3 separate regions of the Homo sapiens genome follow, and all the other regions are linked to region 1. Evidence: chromatin contacts called from ENCODE Hi-C data. All regions are on one chromosome and are shown on one strand. The core of a region is the stretch at or near the end of the contact, and the rest is flanking DNA. Distances in the headings are between cores, read along the strand shown. Region 1 holds the start of SPAG16 (sperm associated antigen 16). Region 2 overlaps LINC00607 (long intergenic non-protein coding RNA 607). Region 3 overlaps PECR (peroxisomal trans-2-enoyl-CoA reductase).

Region 1 (3,787 bases), core at 949-3,448:
ATGTGCGAAGCAGAGGACATCAGATTTCTGATTCATCTGTGCATATTATAACTTTTATTTACCCACCATGATAGCTCAATTAAATTACCTGAAAGCAAAGACTTTAAACCAAAGGAAGTCTCACTTTGGCAACTATCATAATTGCCTTAAGAAACAATGTCAAACAACATTACACAGGCAACTCTTAATTAACCATGTGAAGAGTGCCCAGGGATACAGGAATAATTGGTATTCACAAGTAATCCTCAAACTTCATTTCAACTGAGAGTTGAAATGACTAAACCTCTTCCCTCAGCATGGAATATAGCAAAATAAACTGGTTAAATGTTTAACTGTGTATCCCCTGACTACCATTTGGTTAAAATACAAAATAGCAGTCAGTCAACCAAAGAAAGAAGAAAAGCAAATGGGTTGGATAATTCACACAACGGTTAGTAAAATCCTAAAAAGTTACAGTTGCTTATATGTGTTAAAGTTCAAATAAGTGTGATTATTTGAAAAAGTCTTTGTAAGACAGGTTTGCAAACTGCTACATCTTGGCAGGTGTGACTCAGTGATCTCCCTGCACATTAAGTAAACCTGATTTTCATTGCTGAAAGTTGTGTTATGTTAGACTCCTACCATTTATTTCACAAAGATGTTTGCAAAAAGTTACCTCATTGTGTCAATCTCATGTTAACAATTAAACTATGTGTTCACGGAAATAATTTTAATGCAAACAAAATTACAAGATGCCTGGTTACCATTCAGTAGCAAGGGCACTGGATATAGATAAGCTTAGGAAGAATTATGAAAATCGTTGTTAAAGAGGAATATCACTGGAAAAGACTGCCTGTTACATCTACGAAAACAGTATAAAACCTCATTTATGACACTAAAGCACCCATATATTTCTTTCAAATTCATTTCAAGCGATTCAAATTTCTATTCCTGTAAAAGTCGTTTTTGCACCCAATAAAATACTACATATTTTCTTTAATCTTTCAGCTAAATTCTTCAAAGCTCTCTGTAGTGTGGATGTGTACTGAGCCTGAGTCAGGACAGGTTAATCGGCTTGTCAAAGCTCACGAAATGAATCATTGCTGGATTTCTGAAATCTTGAATTAAACCTGGAGAGGATTACAGTTGGACAAACAAATAAGATTTGGCAGATTTTGGAGTTTCCTTGGTATCTTTAAGAACTGAACAGATAATCATCTCTTTCTTACCTCCCTGAATAAAGGAGTTACATGTCTTTTTCTCATGAACCCTCCCCGTCTCCCTAGTAGGAATTAATCTATATAACTAGAGGAAAGAAGTTCTAAAGCCTTACACAAGAAATAGTGGACCTAATTATCCACACATTGTTATTCAATTTTTCTGGTACTTCCGATAAAAATCGCTAATCACCATCTGCTTTATTCCTAATATCTCTGAGCTGTGTAGCTCACCAGATCATTATTTATTTGCTCAAGAAAAAAAAGCAACTATACTATTAGTATTTATTATTAAGTAGTCAAACTTGGAACTACTCAGGAAGATAATGCTATCAAAACTAAGCATTTAAGCATTAACTGGACCATCGAACAGGATCGTGGGTTGGGTATTCTGAGCTTCAGCTCCTTAAAGTCCAATGGCAGAGGTCTTTCCCTAGTCTCCTAACGTTCCTCCGTTGAATTTATTGGGACGGCTTTCTGAAAGATTGAGGGCTTATTTAGGAAACCCATTATTTGAAAGGAGGGTTGAAGCAATTTGTTGTGCTGTCTTAACATAAAAAGCAACCCTCCATCCAAAATGTACTGAGTGGTTACTAAGTATGAGGCCTTGGAAGGTCTCCCAACTCTTCTAACAGGTACAGGACACCCTGGGCTACTAAGGGCGAGAAATTCAGTGAGTGGCTCTCAGGAAGACTGTGGTGGCAAAAACAGCACCTTGAAGTCCAACAGAGGCTCCTCCGGAGTGGCCCCAAGGCTCAAAAGGCGCCGCCAGTGGGAGGCCCTCGCCTTCGTCCCAACACCCATTACCCGCCAGCGCAGCGGGCCGCGCCTCCACGGGAAGGATACGTTCCAGGTAGTAGGCGCCCTCAGCCGCCACCGCGTCCGCCGTGTCCCTCGCGTCCCCGGCTGCCGTCAAACCCATGCCCAACGCCTCTTCCAGGACCCTCACGGCGGAGCTGGGCATCCCTCGCTGAGCAGCCATCTCTGGCGCTTCGGGCCCCCACCCCCAGCAGGCCCACAGCCGTCCCTAAGGGCAACAGCGAAGACGCTACCCAACGGCCCCCGGGAGCTCTCGCGAGATTCCGGCATCTCTCACCCCGCCCCACGGACCAGCCCCGGGCACGTAAGGGTTACCGGGAGTCCAGGGAGCTGTCGCCCTCCCGCGCCTCCCAGTTACCGTGGCAACGATGTTGCCTAGTTAACGCGAGAGCTCGGGCGCAGCTCTGGGAGCGGACAAGATACAGTAAACAATTGGCTTGCATTGCACCTTCCTACCCAAGCAGCTTGGTTTTCTTTCGCTTTGACCCTGTAATTTCTTTCCCACTTCGTTGTCGTCTCTGAATTACCTTTCTCTTGATTCTTGCCCATTAGCATCCTCCAATTTCAGATGTTTGTAGATCCCCAAGTGTTCCCAGGGAAAACTACTAGAAAAGGTGAGTTCTCAACACCTGGAATTTTTTAAAAAATGAAAAAATAAAGTTCTAGAAATCATAATAGAAAGACTGACCCAGGGGAGCTACCAGACGCTCCTCAGATGCTTAGCAATGAAGAACTATGGTGTTCAGCTTTGTCAATTCCTTTCTTGTGATCTTTAATGCATTTAGCTGGACATCTGTTTTGAGTTTGGTTCCATATACTAAGACTTGGAATAGTATTTGTAGCATTGATTCTCGCCAAGGTAAAAACAGTTGCATAAAAATTATGAGCTACAAATTTGGTCCTGACAAATGTATGCAGTTGACACTTGCCCCATCATGTATAGTCTTATTGCTGAGAGGATCTTCCTCAGGTTATATCGCGTATGTATCAGAAGCAAATTCAAGGCCCTTTTCTTTGCAAATATTTTTTTTTCCCTTAACTTTTATTTTAGGTTCAGGGGTACAAGTGCAGGTAAGCTCATGTCGCAGGGGTTTGGTATATAACTTATTTCGTCACCCAGGTACTAAGTGTAGTACCCAATAGTTATTTTTTCTGATCTTCTCCCTCCTCCCACTCTCCTCCTCAAGTAGGCCCCAGTGTCTGTTGTTCCTTCTTTGTGTCCATTTGTTCTCATTATTTAGCTCCCACTTACAACTAAGAACATGCAGTATTTGGTTTTCTGTTCCTGCATTAGTTTGCTAAGGATAATGGCCTCCAGCTGCATTCATGTCCCTGAGAGGACATGATCTCATTCTTCTGTGGCTGCATAGTATTCCATGGTATATGTGTACCACATTTTCTTTATCCAGTCCGTTGATGGGCATTTAGGTTGAATCCATGTCTTTATCATGAATATCAATGAACACGCATGTACATGTGTTTTTATGGTAGAACAATTTCTGTTTCTTTGGGTATATACCCAGTAATGGGATTGCTAGGGCAAATGGTATTATTTTTCATTCTACATTTCTTGGTGAAAACTGGAAGCCAGTGATCCTATAAAAGCTCCCATTTATTACCAAAAGGTAGCAGTAACTTCCTAAGGAGGTGTTTGAGAGTACGTGTGTCAGAGCCAGAGAGACAGCTTTCAGAGCCTGCTTCCATCACTTACTAGCTATGACACATTGGGCAAACTACTACTTAATGCCTCTAGGCCCCAGTTTCATCATTTG
Region 2 (3,749 bases), core at 1,115-3,614, 2.5 Mb before region 1:
ATCTTTAAAACTTCTGTTATTTTTGCCAATTGAATCTTAATTATTCAATTTGTATGCTCCACCAATCTAAATGATTGGGGATGACACGCACAATGAAAGTGTTGGAGGAGAGGCCAACTTTTACATACTGACTGAATTTTCTGTCTGGTAAAATGAGTACCTCTGTCACTGTGGAGTTTTAAGGGAGCTCCCCAAGTCAGAATAATCTTTCCTGAAAGAATTTTACTTACTGCTAAGGCAGTCAGTCAGTCACTCTTCTACATGGATAGACTTCTAATCAATGAGAAAACATGCAAATAATCACTAGAACATAATGGTATCCTTGCAGTGGTGGCAGCTGAATAGAATCTAATTGTCGTACTTCATAGGGGCCTTCAGTTAAAGGCAAATGTCCTCGGGAACTGTGTAAAGGTTTCCCTAGATTATATTTTGAGCAGATACATGGCAGTGATTGTATACCTTGTGAGCTATAATCAGAGATGGTTTTTGAAAGTATTGTTTTCCCCAAGCAACCATTTCATCAAGGCTCCAATGAGTTGAATCACGTCTATAGGTTAAAAATGACGACTGTAATTCAGCAGGAAGCATAGGTAAATTATTTGGCCCACACCACACCTCATCTTTGGGAGAGTATGTTCTCCTTTTCGTCTTCCAATTTTCCTGTTCAGCTTCTGGAGCTCTGTACTTAGCTCATTTTTTGTCAAATTCAGGTGCTTCTTTAAAAGTTAATATAGGTTACTTTTCTTGTTTAGATGCATTTAGTGCAGCTCTTTTTGCTGCCTTATCAGCTAGCTGATTTCCTTTGCTTTCTGGAGTATCTGATTTGGGGTGATCTGGGATTTTAATAATGGGCAGTGATCTTGGTATAATAATAAGCCTTCTAGCAATTGTGAAATAAGGTGTCCAATTTTTACAGACTGGTCAGAAGTGGTTAAAAACCTTCTTTGTTTCCATAGCATTCCAAAATCATGAGCAACTCCAAAAGCAGATCTGCTGCTTGCATGAATATTAGCAGTTATTCCTTTTGCCAGTTGACAGGCCCTGATTAATGCTACCAGTTCTGCTTGTTGAGTGAATGTGGCTCCTGGAAGGCAATCACTTTCTATTTCTCCCATTAAAGATACTATAGCATAACCTGCACAATAAGTCCCAGATTCATCCTTTAAGTTAGATCCATCTGTAAACCAAACAACATCAGTGCTAGGAAGGGGAGTCTCCTGGAGGTCTGTCTGGGAGAGAGAAGCGGTTGGTTAAGATTTTGCAATCTTGTGCCCTCTCATCTGAAGCCAGAGGTAGAAGAGTGACAGGGTTTAGATGATTGGACCTAGAGATTGTAATGTGAAGGACAGAATTAGGGGGATGCTGACCTTTAACAGTCATCTATATCCTTAATCCCCTAGAAGTTCGCCTGTTCAATACATCGGTTCTACTTGCTTCTGGAGTCTCAATTACCTGAGCTCACCACAGCCTAACATTTGTTGCATATTAAAGCAGTTGTCTTTAATTCAGAAGTGGTTTTGGAGAGCTTTATGTCTTCTTCCTATAGGGAAAGAACTTTGTCAGAGCCTCTCTTGAAAAGGTCTAAGTACCATTGGAAGTAACTCTCCCAATTATTGTTTAATTTTAGAGCTGTTTTTCTAGTTGTGTGTGTAAATAAACTAATTTAGGTATTTCAAAAGTATCTCATTTTGGCCATTGTAGTTTGGTGTCTTCACGGGTTAAGACTATTTCTCTAGATATTGACAGGAGGTGGCCCCATAAGTATTGCCTAGGAATCCAACTGGAGTTTCCATAGGTTGATCTCTCCTTTCAGAAGGAAGATGTGGTTTTACATAGATAACTGCCCATAAATTAAGTTCTTTTTAAGCTGAAAGTGAAAGATGTTTTGGATGTGGTGTGCTGCCCAATGAGGATTACTCCTCAAGGTGTCACCTACGAGTTGCTTCTCCCCTCTTACACATCTTGGCAAAACCCATGAGTCCTGGGTGCTTAAGGCACAGGGAGAGCAGCCTTTCATGGGGCCCCCTGGGTTAAGCAAGATTCCCCCTGTGTTCTTCTTTGAGGATTGCCTATGGGACCATTGCACATCACAAGCAATGAGCTCAAACACTCCCACAGGAACCTAGTTGCCTAAGGTACATTTTGTCCAGGAAGAATAGTGTCCCTTATCTTCAGGATTTATCTTCATTCTGATTAAAAGCTTTTCCCTGGCTTTGGCCACTCAGAAGGGACTTTAGATATGTCAAATGAACCCAGCTTCCAAGTTTAGCCAGTTTTTTTTTTTTTTAATTACAAACTTTGCTTAAACCACAAAAAAATTCACTTCCTCTTTTCAGAGAGAGAAATGGTTTCCTTTCCTGACCATAGTGCGAATGAGAGCAAAGGCTGCACAAACTCTAATGCATAGTTCAACAAACAACTGTTAACCTAAATCTATAGGACAGGCACAGTAGCTCATGCCTGTAATCCCAGCACTTTGAGAGGATCACTTGAGGCTAAGTATTGGAGATGAGCCTGGGCAACATAATGAGACCCTGTCTCTACAGAAAGTAAGTTAGCCAGGCATGGTGGCCCTGCACCTACAGTCCCAGCTTCTCCTGAGGATGAGGTGGGAGGATTCTTTGAGCCTAGGAGTTTGAGGCTGCGGTGAGCCATGAGTGCACCACTGCACTCCAGCCTGTGCAACAGAGCAAGACTCTGTCTATAAAAAAAAGCAAGACTCTGTCTATAAAAACAAAACAAAACACAAAATAAACAAAACAAAACCTGCAAAGAGCAGAATCTCTAGAGAACAAAACCCAAAACCTTACCTGAAAAGCAGAGCTTTAATTCCAGCTCTATTGAGCGTGGAATTAGGTGGCTTGAATAAGGTCTGAATATCAACAAAAATCAGGGAGATTTGAACTTGAAGAGGAACCTCACCAGAGACTCCTCCTGGCTCTAGTGAGGTCGAGTGAACAAAAGTCATTCATGCTAATACCAGTGCCCTGACTGTTGTTGGTGAAATGGTGGGGATCACTGGCGGCTTGCTTTGGGTCCCATCTGGGTCACCAAAATGTCATCCTAAAATAATCAAAAGGGTCAAAATCTAGTTTAAAGTGTTCAAATGCAAAGTCTGAAGATAGCCACCTAGGAAGCACAGATTTCAAAGAATGGAAGTGAGTGTTCTGAAGTGTCGAATTAGTTTATCTTTGGCCAGTGGCAACCTATTCAAGTTGTCTTTTGAATCTTTTGAGCAATCTCAGTAATCTCTGAGAGCCTCCTCGTTGTCTAGTATGACAAAATGTTCTAGGCTCATCCTCTACTTTTCCTTTCTCAGACTTGGAATCAGCCATTTTTTCTTTTTCTTTTTTTCTTTTCCTTTTTTTTTTTTTTTTTTTTTTGAGACAGAGTCTCGCTCTGTCACTCAGGTTGGAGTGCAGTGGCAAGATCTTGGCTCACTGCAACCTCCACCTCCCAGGTTCAAGAGATTCTCCTGCCTCAGCCTCCTGAGTAGCTGGGATTACAGGTGCGCACCACCACGCCCGCTAATTTTTGTATTTTTAGTAGAGATGGGGGTTTCACCATGTTGGTCAGGCTGGTCTTGAACTCCTGACCTCGAGGAGGGTGATCCACCCACCTCGGCCTCCTAAAGTGCTGGGATTACAGGTGCATGATTGCTTTGATTTGGAAATGATGACTAGAAACAGCAATATGAGAATTAAGACTCCTCATTGCTCTTAGGTTGATCTTTTCAGAGGATAGAGGTA
Region 3 (3,863 bases), core at 929-3,428, 2.8 Mb before region 1:
ATTGATCTGTAGATTCAGAGCAATCCCTGTCAATTTTTGTAGAAATTAACAAACTGATCCTAAACTACATATGGAGATGCAGAGGGCCCAGAATAGCCAAAACAATTTTGCAAAAGAAGAAAGTTGGAGGACTTAATGCTTCTTGATTGCAAAGCTATTTCTTGATTTTAAGACAGTGTGGTACTGACATAGGCTAGATATATAGATCAACATGATTATAGTCATTAGGGAAATGCAAATAAAAACTCCAGTGTGATACCACTTCACACCCACTAGATGGCTATTATCAAAAAATCAGACAGCAGTGGCGTGTAGAAACTACATCCCCCATGCATTTCTGAGAACAATGTAAAATGGGGAGGGACACTTTGGAAAACCATTTGGCAGTTTCTTTAAAAGCTAAACAGAGTTAACATATGACCACACAAAGATTTGTATTCATAATTGCTCCAAAGTGGAACTATCCAAATGTTTATCAGCTGATAAGTGGATAAATAAAACATGGCATATCCACATAATGGAATACTACTCGGCAATCAAAAAGGAACTATTAACACATTACAACGTGGATGAACCTCACAAACATGATTCTAAGTGGAAGAAGTTAGACACAAAAGACCACGTATTGTGTGATTCACTTTACATTAGATTTTCGAAAAGGTAAAGGCAAATCTAGAGAAACAGAAAGATGAGTGTTTACCTGGGGATGGGTTAAGCTGCAGATGGGTGTGAAGGAACTTTTTGGGGTGATGGAAAGGTTCTCAAGCTGGATTGTGGTAATGGTTGCATAACTCCGTATATTTATTAAAAGTCATTACATTGCACACTTAAAGTAGATGAATTTTATGATGTATAAATTTTACCTCAGTCAGGCTTTTTATAAGGAAATGTAAATGGACGTGTAAAACATATCAAACAGGCAGTGTGCTGAAACAAGGTATCAGGAGGGCCAGGATACTTTAAAAATTTAATGATTGAGTTTGCCTCTATCCTGCAGTTTACAGCTCCTGGATGAAAGAGCATGGAGGATCTATCGTCAATATCATTGTCCCTACTAAAGCTGGATTTCCATTAGCTGTGTAAGCGTTTTTATATAGTTTTCTTTCTAAGTCTTTGAGTTTTGTCTTCTGATTGGGGGAAGCATGTTAGGGAACATTTCTTAAATCAAGATCATTAATACCTTTAATGAGCTGTGATTCTAACAGTTAACATTTTATTTTATTTGAACTTAAAATTCAAAGTACTTCTAAAACATTTTCATCCAGATGCGGACTGCCAGATTTACCAAGGAAAGGGAAAATAGTATTTGTTTTTTGTCTGATGTTCAGATTAAACTGGATGTCTTGTGTTTTCTTGGGCAACTCTAATCCCGATGTGACTAAACTGGCCATCACTGTCTAGGAATAGCTTATTTGTTAAAGTATAGAAATGAAACTAATCTGTGTTAATTTAGATTTGAATACCATTAATATAGCTACTTGATTTTACACAGGACTGCTAAGTTGTTCCTCCTAACAGATAATCCAGGATTTTTTCTCCAAAAGTTTCTAAGGTTTTGTGCCTCTGATTAGCCACTCTGTACACAGACAGCATGCCTCCTTTATGCAAATTTTAGTACCCTGCTCATTTCCTGGATTATGCAGAACTCCCAAACATGTATAGGATAAAAATAAAATTCAACTTGGCTTAAGTAAAAATCTAGGGCAGTGGTTCTCCAAAAGTGGCTTCCAGACCAGCCACATCCCCATCACTTGGGAGAAGTTGTTAGCACAGCAAATTATCCAGCCCCACACCAGATCTGCTGCAAGAGAAACTCTGGGGGCAGAGCGCAGCCGTCGTGCAAGCCCTGGAGGGGATCCTGGTACCTGCAGAGCCACTGCGGAAAGGGCATGTTAGGTTCAGCCACAATGTTAGCAGGAAGCTGCCTCTCCTTTTGGTTTTGCTTTCTTCATGTCTGCGTACATTCTCAGGCAGGCTGTCTCTAGGTGTGGCAAAAGGCGAGTACTAGCAAGAGTTACAGGTCAACACTCTAGCTGTTCTTAACTCTCCAGTGAGAGAGTGCCTCTCAAGTCATGCCAGCAAAAACAATATTAATGGTGCCAGCAGGTCCCAGAGAGGATACTCATTAACTGACCCTGCCTGGTTATGTGTTCAGTCATTAACCAAAAACTGTAGAAATGAGGTTGCTCTGCTATGCATGGTCAGCCTGAGGAATGAGGAACTGTGGTCATCATCGCTCAGACATGGACTGAGAACAGGCAAGAGGTACTTCCTCAAGTGGAAATCAATGTGATGTTACTAAAAACAGAGTAAAAAATGGTGTGCAGGCCATTGATACCACTCTACCTTCTTTTCCTGCTCATTATTCTTTACTAAATGTATTTACCTATTTTAGCATCTTGGAAGAAATAATTCAGATTGTAGGTTCTTTCTGGCATTTCCCATCCTCACAGGCAACTAGTGTTAATAGTTTTGGGGGCATATCTTTTTCCTACATTTTAACCACAAATTTAGGATGCTATAAACACTATTCTGTATCTTGATGTTCTCAAATGAAGCAAATATCCTGGAGATATTTTCTTAACAGAGTCTAAAGAGATTTCTTCTTATTTTTTTATGGCTAATATGCCACTTTTATAAACCATAAGTAAGGAATGATTTGTGTAACCATTTTCCAGTTGGTGAGCATTTGGGTTGTTTCCAACCTTTTGTTATTACCAAAACCAAACTAAACACCTGCAGTAAGTAACATTTTCTGTACATCAGATAGTGTGTAGCCTAAATTGCAAGAGGTATAATTGCTAAGTCCAAAGCCAAATGCCTTTGTAATTTTAAGAGATATTGCCAAACTGCCCTTTAGAAAAGTTGTAGTTCCTTTATGAGTGAAATGTGTCCTCTTTCATGCATATGTAAGAAGTAATGAGAGTTTCTTTTCTTAAAATACATTTTTGAAATGAAATCACTGGCTTTTCTGATATTCGGTTGGCTAGAAAAAAAACACAGCTTGTCTTTAACATGGAAAAGAAGTGTTTCAGATACTTCTTGCTTTTGTTCTCTTAAGAATCGTTTCCTTTTCCAGTGGCCTTCACACTTTGGACCATGACTCATAGTAAGAAATTTTACATCTTGACCTAGTAAACACATATGTGTATATGTGTCTATAGGCAAAACAAAATTCGTGAAGCAAACATTCTTACTATGTATTGTGCACTCTGATTTTTCTTTCTTTCCTTTTTTTTTTTTTTTTTTTCTGAGATGGAGTTTTGCTCCTGTTGCCCAGGCTGAAGTGCAATGGGGCGATCTTGGCTCACTGCAACCTCTGCCTCCTGGGTTCAAGTGATTCTTATGCCTCAGCCTCCTGAGTAGCTGGGGTTGTAGGCACCCACCACCACGTCCAGTAGTTTTTTGTATTTTTAGTAGAGACGGGGTTTCACCATGTTGGTCAGGCTGGTCTCGAACTCCTGACCTCAGGTGATCCACCTGCCTCAGCCTCCCAAAGTGCTGGGATTACAGGCATGAGCCACCACACCCGGCTGATATTTTCAATTTTATTGTGGTCTACTCTGTTGTATTTTCTTTTTTTACACTTGCTGCTTATTACTTGCTAATTTTATTTCACTATTAGCATTGTGTTGTAATTTACAATTTGAAAGACATGGCTTTAGGTATCCTCTACAATAGAAGAGGAGGATGAATGTCAGAGATTGAGCACTCCTTTTTTTTAAATTTTAGCTCTCTTAAGAGACAAATTGAAACTGTTGGCTGTCGCTTGTTTACTTGACCAGTACAGGTACATGTGCAAGATACATCTGGAAATACTAAAATGAATCAGATACCATCCACACTCTGAGGGAGTCTACAAC

Evidence for each region. A loop is a pair of places that touch in the nucleus more often than their neighbours do. Pooled maps may share reads with other maps.
Region 2: a loop to region 1 is called in a pooled map, with 4 times the contacts of the local background. The contact joins the enhancer-like site here to the promoter of SPAG16 in region 1. A Hi-C loop is called at or near these places in 2 of 50 pooled maps.
Region 3: a pooled map shows a loop between it and region 1 (6-fold over the local background). The contact joins the enhancer-like site here to the promoter of SPAG16 in region 1. A Hi-C loop is called at or near these places in 4 of 50 pooled maps.

The regions. Positions count from the first base shown.
Region 1 is chr2:213,282,875-213,286,661 of GRCh38, reverse strand. SPAG16 (sperm associated antigen 16) reads right to left here and starts at 2,198. Exons shown (of 16, transcript NM_024532.5): 1 at 2,043-2,198. The coding sequence starts at 2,178. SPAG16-DT (SPAG16 divergent transcript) reads left to right here and starts at 2,453. Exons shown (of 3, transcript NR_161186.1): 1 at 2,453-2,629. RefSeq lists enhancers at 1,796-1,875, 1,946-1,995, 2,036-2,165.
Region 2 is chr2:215,810,391-215,814,139 of GRCh38, reverse strand. All of the region lies in intron 1 of LINC00607 (long intergenic non-protein coding RNA 607), which reads left to right. Among named protein-coding and RNA genes, the nearest start is that of LINC00607, 31 kb to the left of the region's middle. Within about 2 kb of position 2,364, at least 2 of the 41 ENCODE cell types and tissues checked have a DNase peak (open chromatin) inside an H3K27ac peak, as active enhancers do.
Region 3 is chr2:216,056,111-216,059,973 of GRCh38, reverse strand. It overlaps PECR (peroxisomal trans-2-enoyl-CoA reductase), which reads left to right. Exons shown (of 8, transcript NM_018441.6): 4 at 998-1,079. Among named protein-coding and RNA genes, the nearest start is that of PECR, 24 kb to the left of the region's middle. RefSeq lists enhancers at 1,727-1,786, 1,847-2,026. Within about 2 kb of position 2,178, at least 9 of the 41 ENCODE cell types and tissues checked have a DNase peak (open chromatin) inside an H3K27ac peak, as active enhancers do.